Linked DNA regions of Mus musculus: region 2 is linked to region 1. The links are chromatin loops, found by intact Hi-C in ENCODE. Cell type or tissue: left cerebral cortex. All regions are shown on one strand. Each heading gives the region's core, and the rest is flanking DNA. Links, peaks and the distances in the headings are about the cores only. Region 1 overlaps Prss55 (protease, serine 55). Region 2 overlaps Pinx1 (PIN2/TERF1 interacting, telomerase inhibitor 1).

The links. Peaks named below come from ENCODE experiments on the same cell type or tissue, not always from the same donor. Only the 100,000 strongest peaks of a DNase experiment are listed, where the experiment ranks them.
Region 2: a loop joins it to region 1, with 8 times the contacts of the local background. A loop is called at or near these places in 10 of 42 quality-filtered maps.

Annotation. Positions count from the first base shown.
Region 1 is chr14:64,065,210-64,080,373 of GRCm38, forward strand. Prss55 (protease, serine 55) reads right to left here. Exons shown (of 5, transcript NM_001379522.1): 3 at 13,987-14,234; 4 at 11,872-12,014; 5 at 10,232-10,585. The coding sequence ends at 10,259. Among named protein-coding and RNA genes, the nearest start is that of Prss55, 13 kb to the right of the region's middle. In left cerebral cortex, for the core only: CTCF peaks have their summits at 4,846 (motif pointing left), 5,748 (motif pointing left) and 6,430; DNase peaks (open chromatin) are centred at 4,873, 5,757 and 6,530; H3K27ac peaks cover 335 bases.
Region 2 is chr14:63,864,196-63,879,359 of GRCm38, forward strand. It overlaps Pinx1 (PIN2/TERF1 interacting, telomerase inhibitor 1), which reads left to right. Exons shown (of 7, transcript NM_028228.3): 2 at 21-130; 3 at 1,908-2,000; 4 at 4,324-4,402; 5 at 8,107-8,199; 6 at 13,917-13,993. Among named protein-coding and RNA genes, the nearest start is that of Pinx1, 11 kb to the left of the region's middle. In left cerebral cortex, for the core only: a CTCF peak has its summit at 8,876 (motif pointing right); DNase peaks (open chromatin) are centred at 8,359 and 8,889.

The sequences.
Region 1 (15,164 bases), core at 4,168-8,167:
TACTTTCAGAGTTTGAAACCTAACATTCAGAAAAACGAGTCCAATGAACCCCTAGCAATGTCCCTAGCAGACACTGTCCTCCATGTACCCGATCCATGACCAGAATAGTATAATGGCTTCCGAACATCAAGGAAGCCCCAAGAAGGTACCCCAAGAAGATACAACCTGGCGAGGCCCACCTCTAAGCACTAAACTGAAGGCAAGAGACCTGTTCCAGCAAGGGGGGAGGACTCAGAAAGACTACCCAGGAATCATCCTTGTAAATGAAGGCCACTTTATCCCATGCAGAAGCCCTCTGCCCCTGATGACCAGGCTCCTTCAGGTCCTGCAGCCCTGGGGATGCCTCTGTTAGCTTTAAGAGCAGTGCTCTGCTATGATAACATGCATGGAAGTTAAACCGGAGCCTAACACCCAGTGCTAGGCAGCTGCTCTGCAAAATGTTGCAAAGTGTCTTCTAAACCAAGGGTGTGAACGGACCAGCACCAGATCTTAGACATCTATCTACACCAGGGGATGAAAAGTTCTAGCTGGCGTAAGAACCTTCATTCAAGCACTTGTAACTTTATTTGTAATAGCCTCAAACTACAAGCAGCCTGGAAGACCTTTTAACTACCTGGTTAAGCAGCCTGTGGTTTATTGAGACCACAGATGCCGCTTGCTGATACAGCCACACAGAACTGCAGGCCCCAAATAGAAAACTTGGAGAGTCCGTATGTTGTACTAGAGTCACCTTCAGAACCTACCCCTGATGAGGGAGGTTGTGAGATACAATACCTAGCATCTCTGGTGTGCTATTTATTTTATGGCCTTCTGTGGTTTCATAATTAGTTTTAAATAAAAGGGAACAATCAAAACTCCAAACATAGAGGGCCGGGGATGTAGTGGCTATTCCTGGTTGTCAACTTGACTATATCTGGAATGAACTGCAGTCCAGAATTGGAAGGCTCACCTGTGATCTTAATCTGGAGGCTGGGAGATACAGATTCTGTCCTGGACCTCAGCATGGAGATCTTGAGGCATAGTGGCTATGAATCCCAGGAGGCTAGGGCAAGGAGATCTCTGAGTTCAAGGTCATCTGGGACAAAGCAAGTCCCAGATCCAGGTGTGGTGGCACACACCTTTAACCTGGGCTACACCTTCTGCTGGAGACCTACAAATGGACATTGGAAGAAGGAAGATTTTTCTCTCTCTTGGACTTCCATTCACAGCTGCTGCTGACCATTGTTGGGAGTTGGACTGCAGACTGTAAGTCATCAAGAAATTCCCTTACTATGTAGAGACTAGCCATATGTTCTGTGACTCTAGAGAACCCTGACTAATACAGGGGAGATGGCTCAGTAGATAGTGCTTGGCCCATAGATGTGAAGGCCTGAGTTCAACCCCTAGAATCCACGTAAAACAAGTCAGGCATGGTAGTGTATGCCTGAAATCCTAGAACCAAGAAGGCAGAGATGGTTTACTGGCCGGCCACCCTGGCCTAATCTCAACCTACAGGCCAATGAGGAGAACTTGTCTAAAAAAAAAAAAAACACAAGGTGGGAGACACACACACACACACACACACACACACACACACACACACGTGCTTCTCCACCCCCAAATTCTGGGTTCCTCCCATAATCTTGTCATCACACACCAGAGGCATGGGCAGGCATTGTTGAAGTCAGCTGAAGATGGAGACGCAAAGGCCAAAGACAGCAGTGGCCTAGAAACATGAGACACCCACCAGAGAAAAAGGAGCCTGTGAGTGTAGTCTCCAGTGGCTAGGAAGCAAATTCTAGGTGCCACTGTGACATGGCCTTAGGTTTTGTATCTCTGCTCTGAGTGGAGCAGGATGCTTTCCCACATCTCAGATCCAGAGAGGCCACCCCGGGAGCCAGGGAGGCGTGGGGCAGGCTGGCAGCAGCTCCTCACTGGTTCTGTTCTCTGTGCTCTGTGGTTACACACTGTTATGCCAAAACCCCTGATAAGCTGTGCTTCCCTGGAGCCGGTGTGGACTGTACAGGTTGCCAGAGACTGTGGCAAAGCCTCTACCTGCTCAGAGTTGGCCTGGACATACATACCATCAAAACCTTCCCATGATCCTGCTGGGATGCCAGGGTGGAGATGTTCTGTATGGCTTGGCAAGGGAAATTCGAGGTTTGCTTTCAGATGCCAGCTGCAACCCAGCCACTGTGCTGGAGACCTCTGGATCACATGGTAGTTTAGCTTTCTTTCAGCTTTCTGTTCCCAGTGCTCTGGATCAAACCCAGGACCTCCTGCATGCTAAGCAAGCACCCCACCATGGAACTACAACTCCAGCTTCTATTTCTTATTTTTGAGGAACCTCCATACCACTTCTCACAACTGATAAACTAGCCCACATTCCTATCAGCATTGCACATGGCTTCTTTTTTTCCCACACCCTTGTCAACACAGACTCTCCAGTGGCCATCATTCTGATAGATGGAGGTGTTCACACATGTGCTCTTGGTCTATTTCTCCCTGGTGACTGGTGATGCTGACCGTTCTCAAATGCTCACTGGCTGCTTTTTAAGAAGCCTCTCTGCTCACTTTAAAAATCAGGTTGTCTTTTTGCTCTTGCGTTGTTTGTTCCTTAAATACTTGGATAATATGAGTATTACTTGTGAACTTGACAAAATCTGCACTCAACTGGCCAGGGAGTCTCCACGGGGCACTGTCTGGATTATAGTGGCTGGTGGGCATGCGTCTAAGGGATTTATTAGTCGGATGAAATGGAATGGGAAGTTCTACCTGAATGTAAGCGGCTCCCTAAGGGAGAGACGTGAGCACAGCACTCCCAGTTCATTGACTCCTGAATGCCTCCTACTGCTGTGTCTTCCTCACTGTGTTTAGCAGGAACCTGGAACCCTGAGTCACAGCAACAGGAAAGTTACCCCTTATGAGATATTTGCCAACACTTACCGCTGTTTCTTTACCAGGTGCATGTTTTTCTTTGTCGTGGAGAGAGCGTGTCTGTTTGGTGGAATCCAAACTGTCTTGGTCTGGCCTGTTGGCTTGTGTTGCCTGAGTCTCCTGGCTCAAACCCAAGCTTGGATTTTCCACACAGTGTATAGGGACTAGACCACAGTGCTATCTGGAGTCTTCTGACATCTTTGACTTGTGTGTGTGTGTGTGTGTGTGTGTGTGTGTGTGTGTGTGTATCAAGGGTTCCACCCTGAATGCATCGGTCAGATAGTTCCAGTTTTACTCTAAGGAAGGGACCAAGCGTTTCTTCATGACAAATGGCTCCTACTACCCTTTCCTGCAAGAAGGAGTTGTTCAGCCTCACCAAGGTAGGCAGGGCATCCAGCTATCTCCCCAGGAGCCTCAAAATCCCTTGAAGCATCTCTCAATACCTGGTGGTCTTTTCTGGTTGTTATTTGAAAGGTTGATGGTCTATTATTCAGCTGCCTCTTTGGTCAGGAGCACTGGGGGTGGGGTGGGGGTAGGGTTTCTCACATGGTTGGTTAGCATGGGCATGCCAAGGCCATCATGGTGAGGATAGCACATCCCACCTCAGAGCAAATGGAGTTCTCCCTCAGTCTCACGAACACTAGGCCAGTGGAAGCCAGTCCTGACCGGCTGATTCTCACAGCTCATACCCTGGACACAGCTTTAGCATTGCCTGTAAGAGGAAACTGCTTTGTGCTCCAGCATAGTCACAGGAACACTTATCCTGGGTCTTTCAGGCCACAGTGGTCCTCTATTGATACCTCTGAGTGCACTTTACTCACAGATGCAAAATATGGGGGGTGTTGAGCTTCTCCTAAGATGGGGACTAGGATCCACCTGTCTGTCCTCTTTTTCCCAGCACAGGAACACACACACTTACCACTCTGACTGACTCGATACAGCACAAAAGAAGGAGGGAGGGAGGGAGGGAGGGAGGGAGGGAGGGAGGGAAGGAGGGAGGGAGAATGAGCACATCTTAAAGTCAAGGTTGTTTCCACTTCCAGGGCAAGCAAGTCTGGGGCTGGGAGAAGCCCAGGGTATCCAACTGCTTCCTGTACCTCTTGACCTTCAGCTATGAGGCATGACCTTTACAACTTGTTGAGCGCAGATGGCTTCTAAAGGATATCCTCCCAGGACAGTGCTCCCAGACCTCACTTTCGGGCCCTTGTATACAATGCTGTGAAACAAGAAGACACTGCCAAACACTGGCAAGCGAGAGGCCTTTAAGGTGGCCGTGGGGGAAGGCAGGACCTATTCTGGCTGAGGGAGCAAGAAAAGGACCTACTAGGAATAACTGTGATTTAACACCACAGTACCCAAATGTGACAGAGACAGGATAACTGAGTTGATATCTTCTCCTCGCCTCATACATAGTCATGCTCATAGGCACACATGCAAAAGCACCCCTTTCTTTGAAGGACCCTGTGTAAGTCTACACAGACATGGGATGGAAACTGTATGTGGCAGAAACCCCAATGCCATATCCTTATCAAGTTAAGGCCCCCGTTCTCCTGAGGCAGACAAGGAGGTGAAAGGCAAGCAGGTGGGGGAAACTACAGGGAATCCTGAACCAAAGAACAAAGGGGTTCTGGTTGGGGGAGTCCTGGGAGCTGCATCAGGATTCCCAACGTAAGTCCTAGGACCTTTGGCATTTAAAAGAAGAACACAACAGTTAGCTGGGACTAAGCGGTTCACTTCCAGCATCCCAGAGGCTGGAGGAGCCAAGTTCAAGGCCAGAGCAAACTACATAGCAACACTTATCTAAAAACAAAACCCACACAACACAACAAAACAAAAAGTCAAAACAACCACAACCACAACCACAACAATAACAAAAAAATCTGAAAACAAGCCACACAACAAGGAGCAGTTAGTGACTGCCACCTAGTGGTGGTGAGCGGGGCAGCCGGACCGTGTACCCGAGGATCCAGGAGCCTTCACTGGCATCCTTGTCTTCTCTACTCCATCCTGGCGTTACGGTGATTCTGACCCTAGAGGTTCCAATCAAAGACATGTGCCATTGAGGCTCTGGGACGCCTGGAGTTAACTGAGACACTCCATCTCACTGTCAGAAGGCTGGGGCCAGGCTACACTGACCTGTCTTACAGGGAAGGACGCTGCAACCACTGACTTGCTAGCTTTCTTTACTGATCTGGGACACATTTCTTTTTCTTTCTTTCCTTCTTTCTTTCTTTCTTTCTTTCTTTCTTTCTTTCTTTCTTTCTTTCTTTCTTTTGTTGTTGTTGTTGTTTTGTTTTTGTTTTTGTTTTTTTAAGACAGGGTTTCTCTGTGTAGCCCTGGCTGTCCTCGAACTCACTTTGTAAACCATGCTGGCCTCGAACTCAGAAATCCGCCTGCCTATGCCTCCCTAGTGCTGGGATTAAAGGCGTGCACCACCACCGCCCGGCTGGGACACATTTCAAATGTGTACAGGCTTGAGGTCAAGGGCATTGAGGTCGACTCAGAAGTGAAAAAGCTGGATGCTGGGCCTGGTCCCATCCATCCAGGACCTCTGGGAGCAGCATCCCTCCGATAGCAGAGACCTCTTGCTTTAAGAGTGCCGCTACAGTTCACAGTGCAGCTAGTTGAACAGGTCAGAGCCGGTTTGTGGAACTGAGCAGAAGTTACTGCCAGACTCCAGTGGCCAGGCACAGCGTAGGACTACTATCTCTTTGCTCACTTCAGGTGCCCTGGAATTTAGAGGCCTGTTAAGTTCTCTTTGGGAGGAACTAAGTTCGGAGTAGTCTCCCGCAACGACAGCCAGTCTTGAACCACTCTGCCATCTTGTGGTCACATTGGGGAATGACAGCTCTACCAGGCCAGTCTCATCTCAGCAGCTTATTAGCTGCATCTGTACATAGTCTGCCCTTGACTTCCTCCAGGCTCCTTCCATTTGTGAGGTCTAAAAACCACTACCAAGGAGCTGCCCTCCTCAGGTCTGGCCCTTTTCCCCTCTGCCTGCACTGTTTCTACCTGTCACAGGCAGTGACATTTTTGTGCTGTTATCTGCCCTCCCCAGTAGCATGGAGGGCACGCATCCTGCTCCCTGCTTCATCTAGGTGGCTGAAGCAGACTGACGCGACTCAGCAAATGTTTGATGATTGAGTCAAGACCATTACATAGCTTTCTGTAGACACCCACTGTTTGGTGTATCTGAAGGTAGCTTTATGTAATCTCGTAGGCAGTTTTTCTGTGCAAAACTCTATTTCTGCCTTATAGGAAGAAGCTCAACAAATAACATTTCATGGCACATATTACAGGGATACTACCATTAATATTCAAAACCATACATATCTATACATATCTATACCTATGTCTATATATCTATACCTGTACTTATTTCTATATATATATACATATACAAACATACATACATACATACATACATACATGCATACATACTGGTCACACTTGATTTTCTCTGCCATTGTATGGCAGGTTCAAAGATGGACTTGTGCATTCTATTTTGAGGCCACTAGAGGACTCAGTAAAATAAGAGATTAGTTTAAGACCATCTCCTGAGTAGATACTCTGGGATTTTTGTCCCTTGCTTTCTCTGATTGGTACCTGAGAGGTTAGGAGACCATAAAACAAGACATGTTCTGGGGGGTGTGGACAAGGCCGTGTGGGCAGAGGGAAATGGGTAAAAAGGGTAAACTGAGGCAATAATCTAGAGACTCATCAGTTCTCAACATCGTCCTCTTGCTGCCTTAGTCTGCTTGGATGACTGGGGAGAGGGTCATTGTTGGCTTACATAATTCTGCTAGGCTCCTCCCAGGGACCTAGCAACAGCTTATGTCATTACCTGCTGCCATTATGACTGCCAGGTGTGGGCAGTGTATAAAAGGACTGCTCACCACCCCAGTTCTCTCTCTATCCCCATGGGTTCCGGGCCAGTCTCTCTCTCTCTCTCTCTCTCTCTCTCTCTCTCTCTCTCTCTCCCTCCCTCCCTCTCCCTCTCCCTCTCCCTCTCCCTCTCTCTCCTCTCTCTCCCTCTCCCTCTCCCTCTCCCTCTCTCTCTCCCTCTCTCCTTCTCTCCCTCTCCCCCTCTCTTCCCCTCTTTCCCTTTCTGTTCTTCTCCATCCCTCTGTCTCTGCTTCTCTGCCTGCATGGCTCTGTTCCCATCTGACTCTACCACTTCTCCAGGCCCTCACTCCCCTCTCTTCCCATAATAAACCCCCTTTATAAAACAGGTTTGCTGCATTGTGTGATTTCTCAGGGGCACCTTGGCATGGGCCCACCAGGTACCTGCCCCCTAGCCCCACCATATTATAGTTCATAACAATCATAGTGGATCCTAAACTCTCAAATTGGGCCTTCAACTGAAAATTCACTTCTGGAAGTCTGAGCTTTCACAGTCCTCCCTCTGTCCCTGTCGCCTGTGTCCAGCTGTCCCCCTTAAGGACATGAGCCACCCTGGGCTCAGTCTCTGTCATCAACTCATTGAACTGTAGTGACATTTTTAAAGACCCCCTGTGTTAGTACAGAATATGTGACAGAAAGCAACTTAGCGGGGTTTATTCTGGCTCACAGTTTAAGGGTACAGTCATCCTGGCAGGCCTGGTGGCAGGAGGCAGCTGGTCACATGGCATCCACAGTGGGAAAACAGATAATGGTGAACGCTGGTGGTCAGCTCACAGCCTTCTTAGTAGACAGGACTCCAGCCCTTGGTATCATGCCACCCACATTCAGGGTAGCATGCTTCCCACTTCAAGTAACCTAATGTAAAAACCTCCTCACTGACATGTTCAGAGGTCTGTCTCCTAGCTTCTATTTGCCCTGTTGGTTGACAAGCAATAGTAACCATTATAGCCCCTTCTCCAAACACAGTCACCTTGTGAGGTACTGGGGAGATGGTAGGACTTTATCAGAAGACCATCGGGAGATGATTGGTTTACTCCACCTCTGTCAAAAGCCAGCTTCAACATCACAGGGTAAACTGAGGCAGGCAGCAAAAGGGGTATGACATCGGCATTTGGTGCCAAACGATGCTGACTTTGGGCAATTTGGCTCTTTCTTACTCTTCTGGTACCAGAAGCCAGTGGCTTCTGCCAATTTTACTTCTGCTGAGAGCAGTGGGGAAATTAAAAAGGCTTAGGGACTTGGATTCTTTTCTCTTTGGCTCAAGGGGCCTCCTGGACAGGCAAGAGGTTTGGGGTTTGTTGACTTTTTGTGAACCAGAGAGAAAACAAAGGAAGATGGACACACACACACTGACCGGGCCTGACCACCTGTTTCATTAATTTCACAAGCGCACATGCATACTTATATACATACATATACCTACATACATATGTACATATGTATATGCATACATATGTATGTACATATATATAGACAGACAGACATGTATACATTTGATGGATGGGGCAGAGCCCCAGCAGCTACACTTTATTTTTTCTCTCAGCCCATCTTTTACCTTCTGAGACAAAAGTTCTTTATAAAATTACCTCACAGATGAAATGTTACACACAAGGGAGTTACGGCTGTCAATAGTAAGTTCACAGCAGTGTTTCATTCTGTAAGCTCATTATAAGTTCACAGCAGCAGTTTCACATGGCCTTGCTTTATCATCGTGCACACCGTGGTTTCATCCTTGGACCTGACCTAGAGGGACTGTTTTTCCTTGATCACAAATCTGTCCCAAGCCTATTTCTCTTCTTAGTGTAATTTATGAAGGCTCATTGTGTTCCTTATAATGCAGCCTTTGCTTACTATTCTATGAGTAGGCACATTCTATTCTTGATTCTAACTTTATATATATACATATATATATATGTATATATATATACATATATATACATATATATATTATATATAATACATATATATTAAAACAACTAAAACCATCTCCTTAAACTTTCTTCCAAAGATTGTTTGAATCAAATTTGGAATGCTATAAAGTCATTAATTAATCTTAAAATTAATTTATGAAAGTTTATATTCATGTTGATCTGCAGGAAGTTTGCCCAATAGGGTGGGCAGATGCCCAGGACTCACTAAGGTATGCAATAATGGCAGGAAAGTCATATCAGCAGGGAGAAGCAATCCTGGGATGAAGTCTCTCAGGCTGTGCCTCTCCAGAGTGCATGCATCTCAGCCATGTAAAACAGGGCCATCTCCAGGAAATTCACTTGCCATAGTCTTTTCTGGCTTCTGTCACACCCCAATCAGGCACACACCACCTTCTTTTTCCATTTGCCTGTTCAGTCTTCAGAGAATCTGAGATCTGCCAGTCCAGAATAGAAAAGGACTATGTTCCCGGGGTCAGTGGTCATGAGGATAGAAAACCCAAGATGGTCTGGATTCCTTTGTAGGCAGAGAAACACACAGGTACAAAGGTCCATATGGTATAGTGTTCTTTCCATGGGTGAACTAGCAAAATCCTAAATTGAGAACTGTCTATCTATGGCTAGGCTGGCCACCAGCATATCTGTACTAAGTGCCAAGAGGGTCTTTTCTTCTCAGAGGGCTGACTGAAGCCTGTGGGTTGGGACAGATCTGTGGCTCTTAAGTGCTTCAGTTTGTCTCCACTCATTTTAGAGTGAGTCTCTCTCCAATCCCGGACTTCAGTCTCTTTTTAACCAGTTGGATTAGGATATTAAAGCCAACAGTACAATATAAAATGATGGTGTGATCCCCAGCTCCAGTGTCACCTAAGCCCTGTGAACTTGGCCAAGTCACTTTTTGTCTTTGTGACTTATTTTCCCATTTCATAATTAAACAGACCAGGTGACTTCAATTCTAGAGCCATTTCTTTAGTTTTTTTTTTAAGTCTATGTGTTTGTGCCCAAGTGTTGGTATGTGTACCACAAGTGTGTAAGAGCACAAAGGGGTGAGATGAGGGCATCTGCTCCCATGGAACTGGTGTTACAGGTGGCTATGAGCAGCCTTGTGGGCACTGGACCTGGGTCTTCTGCAAGAGCAGCAGGCACCCTTAACTACTGAAGCTTCTCCCTGCCTCCAAGGGTGATGGGTAGGAAGGGACTTCAAATAGGACGAATGAACGGTCTCACGGTTACTATCCACACAAATCAGCAGCTAGGTAAGGCCCCTCCCACAAGAAATCAGCTTGAACTGGCAGGTGGCTGAGAGTGACAACAGAGTTCAGCTGAGAGAGCTGTTAACAGTATGTCCCACCTGGCTGTATCAGCATTCAGCCCCTGAACCAGGGCTTCAGCCTATCTTTGGGGTTCTCTTCTGTCTGTCCACACCTCCAGGTCCTCAATGTTTGTTCAGATTTGTAGTGAGCCCCAAAGCACACTGTAACTTAGGGTTAGGGTGGATCAGAGACTGCATTGTTTTATTTCCAGTTGGACAAGGCTCTAAGCAGTGCAAAGGACAGCAGACAGGGCAGGAGCCAGCTTTGGGGGCAGTTCAGGGCTGGGGATTTGGAGAGCTGATTGTTCTGTCTGTTTTTCTTCTTGTTAGAGGAGCTCTGACCTCTAAAATCCAGGGGCTTCCCCTCTGTCTGGGCTATTTTCTCAATCCACAGGGTATACTTTGCCAATACAGTATATATCCCTGGGAAGCCTTTTTTTCCACAGCTCTTGCCCCAGCTGATGATGCCCACCTGGTACCACCTACTGCCAGGATCTGTGGTGCAGACAAGCGGTCCCCCACTGTCACCCTGTGGACAGAGAACACAGCTCAATATTAAGTCCATTTTAATTGCCCATAGAGGCTGGGCACAGCTCATTCAATGAGGAGGTAGCCATTGACTTACCAGGATACTCAGATAAATCTTGTTATCACTGACCAAGGTGACTGCCCCATCTTGGACCCACAGGGAAGTGTGTGGCTAACAGGTAGCTTGTGGAGCAATAGGTACAAGGCACAAGGCCAGCAGTGTGCAAGATCAAAGAGAGAGTGCAGAAGTCAGGCAGAAGGAAAATTGAACCAGGGGTATGAGGATTTTGGGTTTTTTTGTTTGTTTGTTTTTGGGTTTTGTTGTTGTTGTTGTTTGTTTTGTTTTGTTTTGTTTTTTAAACCAGGCTCTGGAAAAGGCAGAGAAGAAAAATATAGGAGTGTTGAAGAGAGGACTCAGCCAGGATCTGACTTAAACTCCCAGAATCTACATTTAAAAGTCTAGGTCTGGTGGCCCAGTGCCAGAGAGGCAGAGACAGGTGGAAGACACGGTGAAATCCTAATGACTTAGTGTTCCTGAAGACCTGAGATCTTTTGTAGGCATGCTTCAGGCTGGCTGGGTGTGTGTGTGTGTGTGGGGGGGGGGGGGTGGCAGTGCAAGGGCTACTGTATATGTGGGCTTCACACAAGACTTGGAATCCCTTCAGAATCCTGTGACTCAAGACTGGCTCAGACTCTTCGTCTTTCTGTCTCTGTATGTCTCTCTGTCTCTGTCTGTCTCTCTGTCTCTCTCTCTCATATGTGTGTGTATATGTGTGTGTGTGTGGGTGTGTGTGTGGGTGTGTGTGTGTGCAAGCGTGCGTGCGCCCATATGTATGCTCCCAAGTGTATATGTGGGTTCTAATGCATACAGAGGCAAGCGAACAACTTCTAAAGTTCTAAAGCCTTAGTCATTGAGTCTACTATTGATCTTTTGGTTTTGGTTTTGGTTTCAGTTTGCTTGCTTGCTTGCTTGCTTTTGTTTTGCTTTGAGACAGTGTCTCTCACTAGCCTGAACTTGCCCAGTAGGTTGGCTGGTCCTAGAGCCCCAAGGAGTCTCTCTCTGCCTTCTCTCTGCAGTGCAAGTGCATGCCACCTGGACTGGCTTTTTTTTTTTTTTTTAAACATGCATTTGGAAGACCAGACCTAGGTCCTCAGTAAAGCGCAGGCAAGCGCTTTACTGACTGACCCCTTCCTGGTGCCAGCACTTTAGAATCTTAATCTATTCCCAGGGGGGCAGAGGAGATATTCTTGCAAGGGAAACACATAGGGGCTACTGCCCCTCATTACCTGGCAAGCATCGTAGCTCTCATTACCATATGAGGCACACAGCATGTTTGTGGTGAGGCTGGGAAACATCTGTAAGCATTCCTCCCACTCTATGATACGCATGGGCACCTTCATCAGATCCGTTGACATAGATTCCTTGTCAGCTGGTACAGAGAGAAAGCACATTAGACAAGCTACCAGGTGGGCAGTCTCTACGCAGATAATGAAGCATGATGGTGGCCTGGAGACTGCTTCAGACCCTCCTTCAAAGCCCCAAACCACTCTCCTTTGTATTCCCCACAGACTCGGTTTTCCACAGCCTTCAGACAGCCCGTGCCTTGAGCCGTCAATCATCACATAAGCCTTTCTGATTAACCCCGCCTCCCGCAAGTGCTCTCTTATTCAGAGCCTGTCTTCTTCCAGACTGACTTCACCAAGCTCCAGGATTTGACTTCCCTGGGAGCACACGGGTGAGGATTTCCCAGCTCCTCCCATTACTATTGTTTATTACGTGAGCACAGCCCTCCACACTTAGCCCCATCCCTGCTACAGGGCCACAGAAAACCCATTTGTAGCATAGTAAAAAACAAACAAACAAACCACACACACACACACACACACACACACACACACACACAATTTGGTTTTCCAGCATTGATAGATTGGCTGTATTGCCTTTTTTAAAAGATTTAAACTTAAAAACAAAAAATTATATGTATGTGTATATATCTGTGTGTGCACAAGCACACCAGAGTCAGTGCCCACAGAGGCCAGAAGAGGGCAGCAGATCCCCCGGGGCTGGAGATACAGGCAGTTGTGAACCTCTCAACACAGGATCTGTGACCTGAACTCAGACCCTCTGCAAGAGCAGATGCAGCACACCCGCTGACCCATTCATTTCTCCAGCTCCTGGCTGGTTCTCTAGAAGGTGCCTTGTTTGCATCTGAAATGTCTCTCACAGCAAATCCACATTTTAAACGTTTGTTTCTCAGTGGATGGGGCTAATTTTGGAGGCTGTGGAACTTTTAGGGGCTGGGGCCCAGCTGGTATAAGTAGGTCTCTAGGAGCAGGCCTTTGAAGGTGATTCTTAGTTCCTGGTTCTGTCCTGTTATCTGCTCTCTGTCCTACTGTAGTGTGGGCAGTCTCTGCCCTATGCTTGTTACCCCTGAGCCCTGCCTTCCCCAATACAGTGGATTAAGATCCCTGAAACCAGGAGCCCAAACAAACCTTTCTTGCCGTAAGTTTCTGGAAGATATCTCTGTCTCATACAAAAGTAATTAGTGTAAGAGGGATGACAGGAACCAATGTCTTGGCCTCCATTAGCAAGATTCTCAATTCTGATCACAGATATGAGTAATTATTTCTCTTACAGAGTGCTTTAACCTCATAGGTCACTCTCCACTTCCTTTGCCATTTCTAAGTTCTGTCTGGAGCCAGCAGCCATCCTCTACCTGACTCCTTCCACTAAAATGCTAAGAGAAGCCAAATCCAGCCTCCGCTCATACGAGGCGTCTTCATGGGCCTAAGGCTTGCTTTAGTTTTAGGCTGCAGTCCCTCTCTCTCTCCTACCAACTGCTTTGCTTGCAGGGGTGTCTTTGAGGATGGGGGGTGTCTTTGGGGACAGAGGTATCTTTGGGGACACTGCAGTGGGGATTTACTCCCATATTCTGCTCCACATGTTTTTCTATTTTGACCAAATAATAGTCTAACATGTAGTAAGTGATAACATACACTTCTAAAAGTAGTTGAGTAACAGTACCTTCAGAAGCCCAGGGCTGCGCATTATGAAAGCCTGTAGGGACCAGGTAGGAGACATTACTTGGTGAGAACTAAGAATAGAACAGAGGGGCCTTTGGACAACTCTGGTGGTTGAAATTCCATTAACACACACAAACACAACCCACTCTGTGCTGGTTGACCACACCCAGGGATTGGTTCAGAGCTGGCATCTCAGGTGCAGCATCTCTCTGGCACCCAGGAGAGACTGAACTGAGGCTCCCAAGATCCCAGTGTGTGGAGATTTCCCCCACTGAAAGCCATTCCACTGCTCTCTCTGTCTTGCCCTTCCTCATTGCTGCCCCAGATCCCGTAGCTCTTGCCCCAGCAGTTTCCACGAGGCCCTGTACAATCACATACTTGAGTTGGTTACGCCCCATCCTGCCACCCAGCATTCGTGCCAGCTGGGAGGGGCGGGCCAGAGAGGAAGGCAGATGGGCACCGTCAGCTCATTGAACGTCAAGGGCTTGGCTAGCAGCAACAAGGCAATGTCGTTGTCCATGTTCAGCCGTTTAAAGCCTTTGTGCCGGATTATGGTGGTGACCTCTAGTTCCACGGGTGAAGTAGTTAAGTCATTGGTTCCCACTCTGACTCTGAGATCTGTTGGGCTGGTGGCACAGAAGCAGATGGAGAAAAGAAGAGAAAAGGAAGCCCGAGTGAACAGAAGCCAATGAGACTGCAAACTCTACAGCTAAGGTCCTTCTGGAAGCCTTTAAGACTCACCCCACTGGGGCAGTTTCTCAGGTTTAAAGGTTTGAAGAATGCAGAAAGAGCATGCTATCTACTTGTCTTGTTGTGAGCAAATATTTGGCTCGAAACTGTGTGAGGAGAAGCTTGTCTGGGCTCAGTTTAAGGTGTAGTGGTTTCTCATGTAGAAGGCACCGGACGGGAGGGTGAGCCTACCTGTCCTTATCTGTATGAAATGTGAGTGGATGGAGACTGTGGCCAGAAGTGGACTGACTCACCTAAGTCTATCGCTCAAAGACCTACTTCTTCCATTTAGGTCCAACCTCTGAACCTTCCAGAACCTCCCAACACAGCACTACAACCCGGGGACCAACAGCCTCAAATACACGAGCCCGTGGTTAACATGTCACATTCAGTCTCTAACTAAGAAGTAAACACAGAATGACCTGTGACCTTAGGCTTTCCAGGCCTGAATGGAACACTAGTGTCAAACAGACTGAGAATCAGGGTTCTATTCTGGGCTCTCTGAAGAGCACTCCTGTTCTGGCTGGTTTTATGCGAACGTGACACAAGCTGAAGTCATCTGAGAGGCGGGAACCTCCCATTGGACATGCAAACTTTATATGCCCCAGTACAGGGGAACGCCAGGGCCAAAAAAATGGGAATGGGTGGGTAGGGAAGTGGGGGGGAGGGTATGGGGGACTTTTGGGATAGCATTGGAAATGTAATTGAGGAAAATACGTAATTAAAAAAAAAAGAAAGAAAGAAAATGCTTCCATATGGCTGTAGGCAAGGCTGTAGGACAGTTTCTTAATTAGGGATGGATGGGGGAGGGCTGAACCCATTGTGGG
Region 2 (15,164 bases), core at 6,789-10,788, 200 kb before region 1:
GGATGCCTTTTTATTTGTAGGGCGGCGGAAGCAGAAATGGACTGTGGATCCCAGAAACACCGCGTGGAGTAACGATGATTCCAAGTTTGGCCAGAAGATGCTTGAGAAGATGGGGTGGTCTAAAGGAAAGGTATCAAAACTCTAAAGTGTCCACACCATGTCAGGAGATTAGGACTCAGAAGACATCTGTCTTAGAATCTGGGAGAACTTTATGTTTCAGATCAGTTTTTTTTTTTTTCCTTTCTTTCTTTTAGATCAATTTAATTGATTCTGGAAAAATAAATTGTGACCAGGTGGTAAATTAGACTTGAACATAAATACCGGGTCCTCTGGTTTATCAATTCAATTGCTGTAATTAGTATCTTTCTTAGATATTTTTTAATTCATTTCACATGAATTCATACTTAAGCCTCAGAATTTTGTGTTTTCCAAGAATGGTACTTAATTTTCCTTTGTAGTAGATACATGTTTTCTCCAGTTTCTTATATTCTGCAGTGGGGCTTCTACTGTGAAACTGCTTCTGTCAGGGTTGCAGGGCTCTTGTGTTTGCATCCAATGGGCATATGGTATCCTTAAGTCCCCTCACCCCTCGGCAGCGTTCTGAGCAGTGTCTGCTCTGTTGAACTCTGTTGTGGTAGCCTTACCACCCTTTTTCTTGCCTTATTCTTTATGTTATTAACCACCTCTATCTAATTCAAAGCCATCGTCTTTGTCTAGACCAGTGCTTTTCAACCCATGGGTCACAGCTCCTTCAGGGTCAGGTGACCCTTTCACAGGGGTCACCTAATAAGACTATTGGAAAACACAGATATTTATATTATGATTCCTAACAGTAGCAAAATTACAGTTATGAAATAGCAATAAAAATAGTGTTATGGCTGGGGTCACCACAGCATGAGTACTGTATTAAAGGGTGGCTACAAAGCCACTTTTTGCTTCCTCTGCTCAGGCGATCTCATGTGTTACCAGGCATTGGGTTATACCTCCTGGCTGTGATACTTGAGTGGCCATGTCAAGATTAATTTTTATTATAAGCTTCTTATGCCCTCAAGTCTTTTCCTTTCTAGGCTTTCCTGACTTTCAAAAGTGGTGCTTATCCCTGCATTCAAACAGTGCTACCTCCCATTGCCCTTCTTCCTTCGTACGTCCATTTCAGCATACAGGAAGCAGGTGGGCCTTTCAAACTGAGCTTTACATCGGGTTGCTCCCTTGTTGAACATTGTTTCCAAGGAGTACAATCTCCATCCCTGCTCTAACTTTCAAGGTTCTGTGAGGTTCCTTCTCATTGCAGGCTCTGTCCTTGCTCTTGGTATGTCCTACAACCTTAGGTGTAAGAGCTAAGTGAGGCCAGGAACCTGGAGTACTCTGCCTTCTTTCTTGATGTCCTGGTGCAGTACTAAGTAACAGAGAATGCCATGTGCTCCACATGCTCCTGTGGGCTTCTGCCACTACTGTAGCAGTGGCCTGCTCCAGATCATGTGTAAGATGTATGTTCAGTGTCTTCATGAACTCTTTATTGGCTCTTGGGTTCAAGAACCAGCATTGACAATTAAGAATGCATCCTTGGTGCAGTCTCTTTCAGAACCCTCTGGGCCAGTGGTTCTCGTTCTCAACCTTCCTGACGCTGCGATCCTTTATTACAGCTCTTCATGTTGCGGTGACCCCAGCCATAAAATTATTTTCATTGCTACTTCATAACTAATTTTGCTACTGTTATGCATTGTTATTTAAATATCTGAGATGCAGCATATCTGATATGTGACCCTGTGAAAGGATTGGGGTCACTACCCAGAGGTTGAGAACTGCTACCTCAGACTGTGGACTTTTTGAATAGATGGTGAAGAAAGAGGCAATTTCTCTTTATAGCTGAGAGAGCTATATTTAATCTTTCTGTTTAATCTCCACAGGGTTTGGGAGCTCAGGAGCAAGGAGCCACAGAACATATTAAAGTTAAAGTTAAAAATAACCACCTGGGACTTGGAGCTACAAACAATAATGAAGTGAGCAATTTCTGGATGTGTTTTTTGCATCATTGATTTGTGTCAACATCAACATTGGGATTCATGCAATGGGATGGTTTTAAGTCATGAGTGTGGTTCCTGCTTTGGGTGAAGAAAGACACAAGAGCACATGGCTTAGCTGGTCCTCATCCTGTGCGGCGCACCTTGCCTCATCCTCCTGGATCCTTTACTTAGTGGCCTCGAGAGGCACTCCTGTTTTTATAGCTGAACTTTGTAAAAAGTCTTTTTAAAGAAATGTTCATTTCAGAATAAGATCAATTTTTGTCTTTACCCACATCCTAATATTAGTTTGTCTTGTTAACATGGGTGGCTTTGAGAGCGGGGAGTGACCGAAGAAAGCTGTCGTGCTTCCGACTGTTGGTTTTCCACAGTTGGTTACGTGTGTACTCTTTTTTTTTTTTTTAATTTTATGTATATGAGTACACTGTAGCTGTACAGATGGTTGTGAATCTTCATGTACTTGTTGGGAATTGAATTTTTAGAATCTCTGCTTGCTCTGGTCAACCCCGCTCACTCAGTCCCTGCTTGCTCCTGCCCAAAGATTTATTTTTATACATAAGTACACTGTAGCTGACTTCAGATACACCTGAAGAGGGCATCAGATCTCATTACGGGTGGTTGTGAGCCACGATGTGGTTGCTGGGATTTGAACTCAGGACCTTTGGAAGAGCAGTCAGTGCTCTTACCTGCTGAGCCATCTTGCCAGCCCACGTGTTCTCTTGAACACAGACTCTGCACCGGCTCGGCTGTCAGAGTTCCAAGTTCAACACCACCTACCGCTTCCCATTCAGAGGCTGGCCTGGGAGCTTTCTTCCTGAACCCTTGTAGCTAACAGAACCCAGTTAAAAACTGGGTGAATTACTTTATGTAAACTGAATTGCTTCAGTAATTTGGTATCTCTGGCTAGAACAGCTACGGTTCTCTGGAATAACAGCTAAAATTTTAGCCACTAAAGAAAGAGTTTTTATAATGTTGACTGTGAATGCTGTTTTAAGAAACACAAAGCATGCTTTATGTACATTCTTAGGGGAAGCATATGTCCTGGAAATCTGTATGCATACCTTAACTTTTCAACTAACTGTCTGTCTGTCTGTCTTTCTTTCTCTCTCTCTCTCTCTCTTTCTCTTTCTTTCTTTCTTTCTTTCTTTCTTTCTTTCTTTCTTTCTTTCTTTCTTTCTTTCTTTCTTTCTTTCTTTCTATCATTCAAAACAGAGTTTCTCTGTGTAATAGTCCTGGAACTCACTTTGTAGATTAGGCTGGCCATGAACTCACAGATATCTGCCTGCCTCTGCCTCCTGAGTGCTAGGATAAAAGGTGTGTGCCACCACATCCTGCTTAAACTTTCTTAATAAGAAATGCTTGTGTATAGTGCACGGGGCAAACTCCTGCTCAGAAACCCTGCTTCCAGCTGGTTCTCATTGTTTGGAGGTCATTATTAGTGAACACCTTACAGTTGAATCTCACTGATTCAGAGACTTAGGGTCTCCTTCCACAGAGTTCTGTGAAGTTGCTGCTGACACAGTAGTTAGAATTCAGCAGACTAGTCCAAGTTTTTGTTGAGCAAAGAGGAGGACTCTGCTCTCATGGTTCCTGTTTTTCATGTTCATGGTGTGTGCCTGCCTCCCACCCCCAGAGTTTAGTTTATTTTAATGGGTATGGGTGTTTTACTTGTGCCTGTGTGTTGGTATCACATACTTGCAGTACCCATGGATGCCAGAAGAGGGTGTGGGATCACTTGGGACTGGAAATACAGACAGATGTGACTTGCAGCGTTGGGGGTGCGGGGGTGGGAGGACACAACAGAAATTGAATCTGCATCCTCTGTAAGCCAGTGTGCTTATCTGCTGAGTCATATAACCAGCTCCCAGTAGTCTCTCTGTGTGAGAAAACACTAATTTTATATTGCTCTAGTGTAATACTCTAAATGTTGCCCATTGTTTTGTGTTTGCTCTGACTTAACTGTTGATGGGTCATCCACATTTGAGATACAGGTGGGAGCTTCTAAGCAGCTTCCACTAAATATGTATTTATATTCTGTTGACTTTTTGGTGCTGGGAAACAAACCTGGGACCTTATACATGCAAACCAAGGACTATGCTACTGAGCTTTGCCCTAAATACCCCCTCTTTGATGTGGATCTGCTTAAATCTCATTTCAGGTTTATACTGTTTTGTGAATCCAATTAAATAATATTTTAATGAAACATGTACAATTTCACATTAATGTCAGATTTCTGTTCCATGTCTGTGTTGGCATTAGAGCAGGTTTCAGGCTTGCCTCTCACACTTTCTGGTGCTTCCAGGACAACTGGATTGCTCACCAGGATGACTTCAACCAGCTTTTGGCAGCACTCAACACTTGCCACGGTCAGGAAACAGCAGGTAAGGACACTACTACTGCTGCTCCTCCCATCAGAGTCATGTTCCTGCTGTAGGCCTTTCGGACCTGGGTCTCTGATGGACCCGATACTCTTTTTATAGTCTAATGGCGCTGTCACTGAGTGAGCTTTTGCTCCCTGATCTGTCTTGCTCGTCCTAGCAACATTTTCAGTCGTCACAGCTGTGGACATGTTACTTGTATCTAGTAATGCCAGGACCATGACTAAGCATTCTGCAGCAGAAACAGCTGTGGCTCACAGCAAAGAATGCTTAGCTTTTGTGGAGGAAACAGCAGGGCATATTAAGAAGGGGCACTTGGATGCTTCTAGATACTGATAGTGCTGGTGGTCTGCCCCTGGAAGTGGTGATGAAGGGGTTCACTTTATAATTCTTCAACTATACTGGTTTTAAGTGTATCTATATGCTATGTACACATTGTGATAGAAAGAATTGTGAACATTTCTTGAGTGTTTCTGGCATAAAGTAAAATACACCATACGAAATTAATGCTATGTAAATACTAAGATGAAAGTCAGCTAAGCCTTTGACTACCAGAAACTGCGCCTTGGTGAGCATCTGGTGACGTCAGAGTGTCATGACTAGGACGTCATTCAGGCATGAGATGCCTTTGTCACTAGTGTCCTCATGGACCTTTGAACCTGGGATCCTTTTCTCACAGTTGTCCACACCCTTGTTCTTAGTCAGCGAAAACTGTCCTGTGCTGGATTCGGCACTGTTACTGTCACTGAGTGCTTAGTGCTTAGTGCTTAGTGCCTCCGAGAGTGCTCGTAACTGTCAGGTCACAGAGTTCTAAGAACTGATCTCCAAGATCCCACAAAGAAGGGAGACCTGGGATGGGCTGTGTGTATAGAGAAGAGGTGGCTTCTTTTTCAGATTTTCAGGAATTATCTGGAAAGTTCCATTTTCCTCAGTCTGATGGTGTCATAATCACTATTTTCTAAGTGAGAAGTGCCATTTCAGTTGTTGGGACCCTGGCTCACTCAGGACAGACTTCCCTTGTCCCACACTGATGGCCAAGGCTGGCAGGGGATCTGCAACAGCCTCTCCCAGAAATGTTTAAGCAGGGGCAGGCAGTGGGTGTTGTGAAGGACCCAGGGAACTTTGCTGTTTGTAAGGAAGGCTGTGCTTGACCTCACAAATGATAGTTGGCCTTCTTCATCCTCCTCCAGGGTCAGTCTGCATGGGCTTCACTTTCCTTGGTGCCCAAACCTGGTAGTATTTTAGATGATGTCAAAGCTGCATGCAGCTACCAACTTGTAGATATTTCCTGTCTGGGCCACTAGAGGGGGCCAGTAGCCCTGCTGCCCAGATAATGCTTTTAGAGAAGCTTGTCTGTGACTCCACTGCCACCCAGAACTGTGCTCTCAGAAGATTCCTTTTAGGGAAAGCCTGTCCCCAGGACAGACCTGCAGAGCTTGTTTTTCTGCGGTGCCATCCTTTTTGAATGCATTGTCTTCATCCACCTGAATTTTTTTTTTTACCGTACTCGTGCATTGCTTGACATCGTATTCATTGGTAGATGACATAGGAACCTAGCATTCTTTTCTCTTGTTAAGATCCCTTAGTAAATTCAAACTGTTTGTTTTATAGCTAAGCAGACCTTTTGTTTTGTTCTCTTGTAGAACACAAGAGTCAGAATGATCTTTTAAATTTCATTTTTAAAAGTTACCTTTCTCACATACTTGGGTATGGTAGTGTGTTTAAAATCTCAGCACTAGGGAGAAAGAGGCAGGAGGGTCTGTTCAGTGTGAGCCTCGTGTAAATTGTCAGTACATGGTCAGCCCATGTTATACAAGCAGAAAGGGCAGGGGCTGTCAATAAAGTACTTGTTCCACAGTCGTGAGGACGTGAGTTCAGATCCTCAGCAGCCATGCCAAAAAAAGACTAGTAGTGACTGTAACCCCAGGACTGGGGAGGAGAGATAAGAGGATCCCTGGAGCTCACTGGCCAACCTTCCTAGCCAATCAGTCAGTTCTGGTTTCAGAGAAAGACCCTTTCTCAAAATAATAATATATAGCAAGATGGAGAAAGACGCCTAACATCATGCTCTGGCCTCCACAAGCGTGCGTATGCTTTCACACACACACACACATGCAGACATCAACATAAACAAGTCTGTAATCTTATGTGTGTGTGTGTGTGTGTGTGTGTGTGTGTGTGTGTGTGTGCATGTACACACGGGAAGAGCTATCCTGTCTTGCTTAGGCATAGCTTAACAGGTTCACATTAGCATTTCGAGGGCACTTTCTTCTGCCATAGTAACTGCATATTAACCTTCTGATATTTTGTCATTCATTATTTTAAATATTTTGGGGTGGAGAGTGGGTTGCTGAGAAGTTGTTAAATGTAAATGTGTGGTTTGAAGCAGCATCCTCAAAAGTTTTTACTCAGGTATCCCCGAAAAGAGCTTTGAAAGTGTGCCCTAACACTTACAGCAACCCTAGATGCCTGTGGTGAATGGCAGAGGTTGATGCCCACTGTCTTCTGTTTAAAGTATGTAAGCACATACTTCTGTATTTGCCAGGAAGGCTCTAGTTCATAATTCCTTTCCTCTGAAATAACATTTCCATCTCATGTACACCATTGTATCTTAAGGTAATATGTTTATTCTTAATTTTTTTATATAATTGTGTTTTGAGTTAGGGTTGTTAGGTAGTGCGTGGTGGCCTCACATTCATGATCCTCTTGCCTTAGTCTCCCAAGTACTTCAATTATAAATTTGTACCACTATGACTAGCTGTAAACACTTTTATAATGGGCTACATTGTTTCCTAGTGAACTCAACACTTAATACTAATGCTTTCTTTTGGGTTAAGTTATCATAATTAGTATATTACTATTAGCATAACCAGAAAACATATTATAAATTCTGGTAAGTATTCATAAATAAAGCAGGAAAGTCTCTGGCCTTGTGTCTTGTTAAGTTGAAAGGTAGTTTTGATGAAAAGATGGGGGCCTGTTAACCGTATCTGGGTTCCTCATTGATCCCAGAGAAGGGATCCTAAGGTGGTATAAAGCATGTGTGAAAGGAGAGCCATGTCGGTTGTGGCCCTCTCCTTGGAGGAATGCCTGTGGACTCCCAGAGACAATGTGATCCCCTGGCTCAATCCAGGCTCAGGTCACAAGGTGTCTTTGAAACCGAGAGTAGCTCTGGTGGGACCCAGTGCAGTGGCTTAAGGAGCACTTAGTAACCTTGCTGAGCACTGTCTGAAAGCGGAAGTACTGTCTTCACGGTGTTCCCAGCCTGCTCTGCTTCATGCCCCGTTTTGAAATTACTGGGAACTCCTAGGGAGATATGGCTACCTAAGGTGTGCCTCAGTGGGCTTGATGGAGTCAACCCACCACTCCTTACTGCAGGTGATTAAATGATATTCTAGTATCAGGCTGTATCAGTGCACTTAGCCATGTTGAAAAGCTTTCGTGTTACCTCAGTATTGTACTGCTGCGTGTAAGACCAGGAATAGTCATGTGTAGATTCTGGTCTGAAGATACTTTCATTTCTCTTCTTTGAGGGTTTTATTGGCTAGAGAGAACCTTGCCTGACTTTACTTAAAAAAAAAAAAAATCCAATTCTTTGGTAACAGTTCAGTAATAAGTTTTTGACACTTCTATAAAGCTTATGTAAGTAACATCTTTGATGAAGAGAAAGAATTACACAATGTTTAATATTTTACTTCTTTTTAAAGATTCCTCAGACAAAAAGGAAAAGAAATCTTTTAGCCTTGAAGAAAAATCCAAAATCTCCAAAAACCGGGTTCATTATATGAAATTCACAAAAGGTGAGAGCTGGCATTCACTTGTTGGAGTATGTATTTTGGCACTGGGTTTCTTGAGGCACTGTGACTCTCGTCCAGCACTGAGCAATGGCTGCTTGTTTGAAATTCTGAACGGGAGGTCTGGGCAGCCTGGTGGATTGATCTGCAGCAGCCCTGGGTGCCAAGGGCTCAGTGTGATGGCAAGTTCCCTGTGCTGACTTGCCAGGAATCTTATTAAAGTGCAAACTGGGGTGCAGTGGTTCCAAGAACAGCCCAGGGGAGCTTCAGACTGGGTAAGTCCTGTGTCGGCTGAGAGTGGAAGTCAGTGTCTGGTTAGAGGAGATGGCAATGCTATGTAGCTAGATGAGAAAATAATTTGATTTTATGTTCTTCATCTTGACAAAAGGCTTTTAGCCTTTGTTCAGTTCTTAATGGTTATGGAGGATAGTTCCTGTTATTTGGCAGTTTGGATCATTAATTATATCAAAATCTACACTGTAATGACACAGAGTCTCCACAAGTTCTCCATCTCATGGAGTATCGCTGTAGGCATCTCATAGTCATGGCCAGGGTGGTGTCAAGATATGCAGTGGTTGGAAATTGGGCAACAAACCCTCCTTTGCTCCTCACCGCCTTCCTGGCACATTCCCACCTTCCCCATGTAGCTTCTCATTGATGGGTGCACCTTTCCTCTATAGCCATTAGGTGGCAGTCGTGTACAGATGAGAAGCCTCTACTTTGCTTTAAACAAGTCTCAGATGTTTCTGTAGAATGGCCACAAGCTATTTATTACATGCTGTATTTCGTGTGCGCTAGGTGTGATGGTTACTGCTCTGTGGTATCCATACACTATTTAATTGTTCTTTGGGAAATTGGATGTCTGTTCCTGTCTCTATGCCAGGAAAAACATATCTCTTTGCCTTGGTCTTGGCATTTTGGGGTTGTTTAACTCCTAGGACCTGCCTTAATTGCTGTGGGAGACATTTCTGACTGGAAACCGTTGCTAGTAGCTCTCCTTCAGGACCAGGTCCCCAACAGATAGAACTGGGTTTGGAAGAAGTGAAAGGCATGGCAGAGCCTGGGGTTAGGGAACAGAGTGACTTCCAGGCTCTGTGGGAGGAGAGCTGCAATCCCCTTTGTTCCCTGTGTGGTTTAAGGGGCTCCTTTGTGCTATCCATTTCTTTTTCATAGGCAAACACTTTTTTGTTGGCGGCTCATGAGGCTTCTAATCAGGACTTATCTTTACCACACCATAACCCGTTATAGACCAGAAAACTACTTTGCTGCCCCTTAGTCCCTGGTCCCGTAAACAGCCCTTCTTTTTTCATTAGACACTATAGGAAGACTACAGACACTGCAGAAGGGTGTTGCAGAGCACACAAATGAATTCACTTTGGATGACATGCAGCCTCCCCCACTCCCTCCCCTCTAAATGCATGTAGTCTTTTGATTGTCCTTTAGAACCTGACTGCATACCTGACTCACCTGAAGCATTTGCTGACGTTAGGATGAACCTCCCTAAGTTGCTTTAATCTGCTGGATACTGGCTGTGTCTGCTTTCTATTCCTGGTTCAGCCACTCCCTTGCTGGTGACCCTGTCAGACTGCTTGGTGTGTTATACCTTCATTTCTCTCTCACAGTGAGGTTTGCATATTTATCAGCCCTGCTCATGAAGAAAGGAGGCCTTACTGTGCAGAGAAGAAAGAGCTGAAGGTGCATTGTGCTAAGGGAGAGGAGGTGTCAGGAAATAGAGGACCCAAAGGCTGGGAATAAGAAAGGAAGAGGAAAAAGGAGTGGAAATCTAGGTAGTACAGGAAACAGCAGATAACCACTGTCTGCACCATCCAGTGCAAGTTGGTGTTACAGTTCTTTTAATTTCCTAAAAGCTGTTTCTTTCAGTTGTTCTTGTCTCTGGGTATGAATGACAAACATGAACTGTTGTTATCCTAAAGGAGCCTGTCTGGGTCTGCGGAAGCTGGCTTCTGGCTGGTGCTCTCCCAGACACTTCCCTAACCGTTTCCCTTCCTTCAAACTCTGTTTCCTCTTCTGTAACAGAGGAGGTATTTGCAAGCTGCCATGAAGCTCAGTAAGGCTCTGTTCTGTGGTTTTTGAGACATGACCCTTCTTATGGAACGCATGCTCTTCCAGCATTGTGGAAATAGGGGATTTGATGTTCATGATGAAGGTTCCTAGTTCCCTTTGCTAATGAGGATGAGTCATCATAAGCCCCTATGTGGTCCAGAAAACTAAAATGTAGGAAGGCAGTTCCTCTGTACAGCCTCTGTACAGCCTGCTGAAGACCTTCCCAGAGCAAGAGAAGCCTTTGTGGTGGTACACGCCTTTAGTCCCAGCAGTGGGAGAGAGAGGCATGCAGATCTCTGCACCTAAAGCCAGCCTCATGTACATGAAAAACTACAAAATGCCTGGCTAGAGCAAGTGGTACTGTAATATCTGCTACTGCCTAAATTCCAGCTACATTAGTCTTTGTCCTGATGCATAATTACTTCTTTTTGTAGCTTCTACTTGGTGATTTGATTTGGAATAATTAATTACGTAATTTTAAGTTACTATCATCTATATTTGTTTGAAATCTAGCTCCTCCCACTGTTGGTGTATTCTTTTACTTTTTCATTGGGTTCTTATGTCTATCATACTTCCAACCCTTTTTCCACCCTAATCCTTCTCAACCCCCAACACAAGGTAGGAGAGAAAGAAGGTTAGAGGAAAAGAGGGGCTTAGACCTCTTTAAACTACTTCCTGCTGATTAGGATTGTCGGGTTCCTTGAGGCAAGTCTAATCTTCATCATCAGAATATCCAGCAATAGCAAGCCAGCAATCCAGCAAGCCCCGAAGCAGGTGGAGCAGCAGCCACCACAGGCTTTCTCAGGGCTCTCTCATTTATATCCTCTCCAGCGACCCCCAGAATTAAACGGTCTGCAGCTGGTAAAGATCATGCCCCTCCCAGAGCATGAGATAATTATAGCTAATGGCTATGGACAAACTGAAGCAGCCCCATATCCCACACCTGGGATTAAAACAAAAACATATTCATATAACATAATTATGTTTTTAAAGAAACGAAAACTCACTACATTCCACAGTGAGACCCGAGTTGTAAGGGATATTGGTTTTGTACTTAATGTATTCTTGACTGAATCATGTAAATGAATTTTGATGTATCCTAGATAAACCTGTTTTTTAATTTAACAAACATATTTACTAAGGCAACATTTCTTTAGGGTTAGGACTATCTATACCTCATTGATCTTATACCTGTTATAGTCCATTTCCTCTCCAGGTGCCAGACTAGTGGGTGCAGTTGGCATTTGTCACTCTGGGAGTCACAGCCTCCTCTCAGTGACCACAGTGATGATCTGGAAAAGCTGATAACAGTGATTGATAGCCAAAGAGTGACAGATTGATTGCTGTCCTCGGTGCAGCATTCCTCTGTAAAAACCTACACCCAGCCTCGAATGGACTTCCTTATGTCTGCGGCTCCTGGAAGCCTTTCTTCCTGGTTCTCCAGATACAGTTGTAGCTGAGCTAGAACAGCCACAGCTAGGTAGATAACACATGTTTTCTGCCCTGTTTGTCATTTGTCAAAGATCTAAGTTTGTCATCAGTCTTTGTTGTGATTTTTACCATAGATCAGAACTAAAGCTAACATCCACTCAAAAATGAGTTTTACTAGGTGTATTTTGTCCAAGAGTGGCCATAAGTTCATAACACATATATACGATTCAGTCAGGACTATTAGCTGACTTCTAATTTCAAAATCCTAGCTGTCTTGCCATTGTACCCACTTACAGGTGTCTTCCTTACGGACTCTGACTCTCATTTCTTTTCTGTGTTCTTGTTTTTCAGATTAAATCCAGAGCAGGTTCTGTACAGCCCTGGTTTCTACGTTTAAATGAACTTTGCTAGAGGATAGACATTTCTGACCCAAGAATCCATCACTAGAAGCCTAGAAACCCTAGCACTTCCATTGAACATTACTGGCTTCCCTTTGAGTCTGAGATTTGTTCTGAATCTCAATGTGTTTATTTCTTCACATACTAATTGTGAACTGTGGCCCTGAGTTCTCTCTTTTCTTTGAACTTTTGCATTCAGTGAAATTGCTATAAAAATTTATGTTTCTTTCAGGGTTGCTCCTCTTTTTAGGGGCTGGGTTAAAGGGAGCTGGCCATTGGTTTGAGGGTTCTTGTTTGTTTTTGAGTTGGTGTTTCTTTCACTATGTGGCACACCCTGGTTTCGACTGCCCAGTCCTCTTGCCTCTGCTTACGGGGTGCTTGGATTACAGCATGTGTTGTTATGCTTGGTTTCTGATGCTCATTCTGAGCCGTCTTAAGCTGACTTCCACAGTGAATGTGCTTAGCACTAGGAAATGGATTGTACTGGCGGCAGCTGAGGATAGATCACTGCCTCCCAAGGAGCTGTGCACCTCTCAGCCCTGCAACCACAAGTTGTCTCTGCTGCCTCTCTGTTTTTTTATTTCCTATGCTACTGTTTGTGATAAGCATCACTCTGTTCTTATGTAGATTCTCCTTGGTTTTGTTTGTTTGTTTGGGTTGGTTGCTTTTTGACTAGGGATTCTTTTGAGTCTGGGGTGCTAGTGTTGGCTTCGGGTGGGAGGAGAGCAACTCTGGAAACCTTCCCATCCCTCAAGAACAGGTTGTGCCAACTGTACCATCCATTCCGGTACCTCTGCCGCTGAAACTGGTTCTGGCACCTGGTTTTGCATCAAATTGAAGGGTGTTTTGTTTTTTCAATTTTGTAGAGTCACTGAGCAGTGTTATATTTGAATGCACCAGTGCTAATCAGTGAACCAGAACTTTCTGGGTCATGACATTACTTTGTCAAGCCAGTTTTCTGCAGAAAACCAAGACCATTGAGCTGGTGACTGTGGAGCTTGGCTTCCAGCTAGAAACCCAGATTCCTGTATGTGACCTGACCTCCCTTCCCCAGTTTCGTAGGCTTCACACGGAGAGTTAAGCTTTCAGATGCACTTTCCTTGAAGGTGATGGATGGCAGTGGATATGGCTGACTGCTCACAGGGTACTGTTGGGTAGAAGTGGAAATTCCAAAGTGAATTTTAAATTAGTGGTTTGGAGGTTTGGAATTGAGTTAGGTTAGTTTTTAAAACAGGAAGTGTCGATTCTTTGGACACTGCTCTTACCAGAGCCATTTATTTCACTCTAGTCACCATGTAACCTTCTGTTTAACTGGTAGAGCTGTTACAAGTAAGAGCATTTTAAAAAGAATAATTGAACTTAAATTTGCTTTTATTCTTTTAAATTTTCACTTAGCTTTATTGAGATTTTGTGTGTCAAAAAAATAGTCAGTGTGTGAGTATTTAAAGGGTTTGAGGTTATGTGCCTATCGGTATTTTCAGTTCTGTGTTTTGTCTCCTTGAAGAAAATGGGATCATTTTGCAGATAGGAACCCAGAGATATCCTAAGTCCCACCTTGAAGGCACAGTAAGCTGGAGGCCACTTCAAGATGGAGCTTTCTGTGCAGTCCGTGTTCCCGGTTGTTTGCAGCTCAGAGGGCACTGGATGGCTCTGATCCTAAGACAGTCACTGAACCTTTCATTGTAGTCCGTGTTCTAATCATAGTTGTAAAGTGAGGTCAGAGTCAGGACTGACCCTCTGCTGTTGCCTCCTTTCTTTCAGGAGTCACATGTATCTGTGCTTCTCATTTCAAACAAATGGTCTTACTGAAAAGCTTTGTGTTATTTCTAGGGAAGGATCTGTCCTCTCGGAGTGAAACCGACCTGGACTGCATTTTTGGAAAAAGGAGGAACAAGAAGCTTGCTCAGGTACCAGCTGTGGTTGTGCTGCTGTCTGTGTGTCCCCATTCTGCCTCTTCTCTGAGGATGAAAATGTCACAGACAGCTACTCACCTCCCTCCTACCTAAACCTCTGGATGCTGGGGATGAGACGGACAGTGGATACATCCTCCGTTGTACATGATGGCTTGTTTCAGACCCGGAAGGTACCAATGAACCTGTAATTCATAGCCTATTAGATTCCATTGAGCTGTATATTGCACAGAATTTTTGTACTACTTCCAAATGTGAGAGACAGCCTGTCTGTCATCCTAATGTGAAAACTAAAGACTTTAGCTAGATTGATGGAGAGAGTGAAAATTCATTTCAGCTAAGAAAATCTGAAGTTACTACAATTCAATTCCTCTGTGAGTCTGGTAGGCTGTGTCTTTTTGTGCTTTGTTATTTTGTTGGTTCTTGCCAAGGTCTGTGGTCACCATGGAACAAAAAGACAACTTTCATGATCTCTAGCATTTTTCCAGACTGATGGGTATCTTTTTTTCCAGGGTAGTAGATATTTGTTACTCACTGTTTAGAAACTTGAAGAATTGTCTATGATGAGAGACTTTGTCAAGCAATTTCTTTTACAAATTAGGGCTGGATTCCTATGTCACCTAGTCCCTCTCTGCCTCATTCTTTTATCAGGGTGAACATGGAGGAAGCTGTTTCCTAGGGCTTCCAGTGGCCTGCTTAGCCTGGTGGTTGCTGAGTCACATGGAAGGTGGCCTGTCCTCAGTGATGACGTGTTCTGATAGTGGAGGAAAATAGTTTTGTTTGTGTGATTGGTTTTAGATCAGAGTAGATAACACAGTAGATAAAGTAGAGTTGGGATCTGCAGAGCCCACATAAAAGCCAGGTGGATGTAACAGTGCATCTGTAATTACAGCTAGGGGGTCACAGGGGGAGGGACACCACAGAGAATCTCTGGAGTGAGCTGGCTGGCCAGACAGGCAGAGATAGCAAACTGAATGAGAGACTTTGTCTCAATATATAAAGTGAAGAGCGATAGAGGAAGACACCCAAAGTCAACCTCAGGTTTCCATTTATCTGTCCCCATGTGTGAGAACACACACACACACACACACACACACACACACACACACCCCATTCATATGAGAAAGAACTGTTTTAGTCTTGGTTGCTGATCCAGATCCAGGTAAGG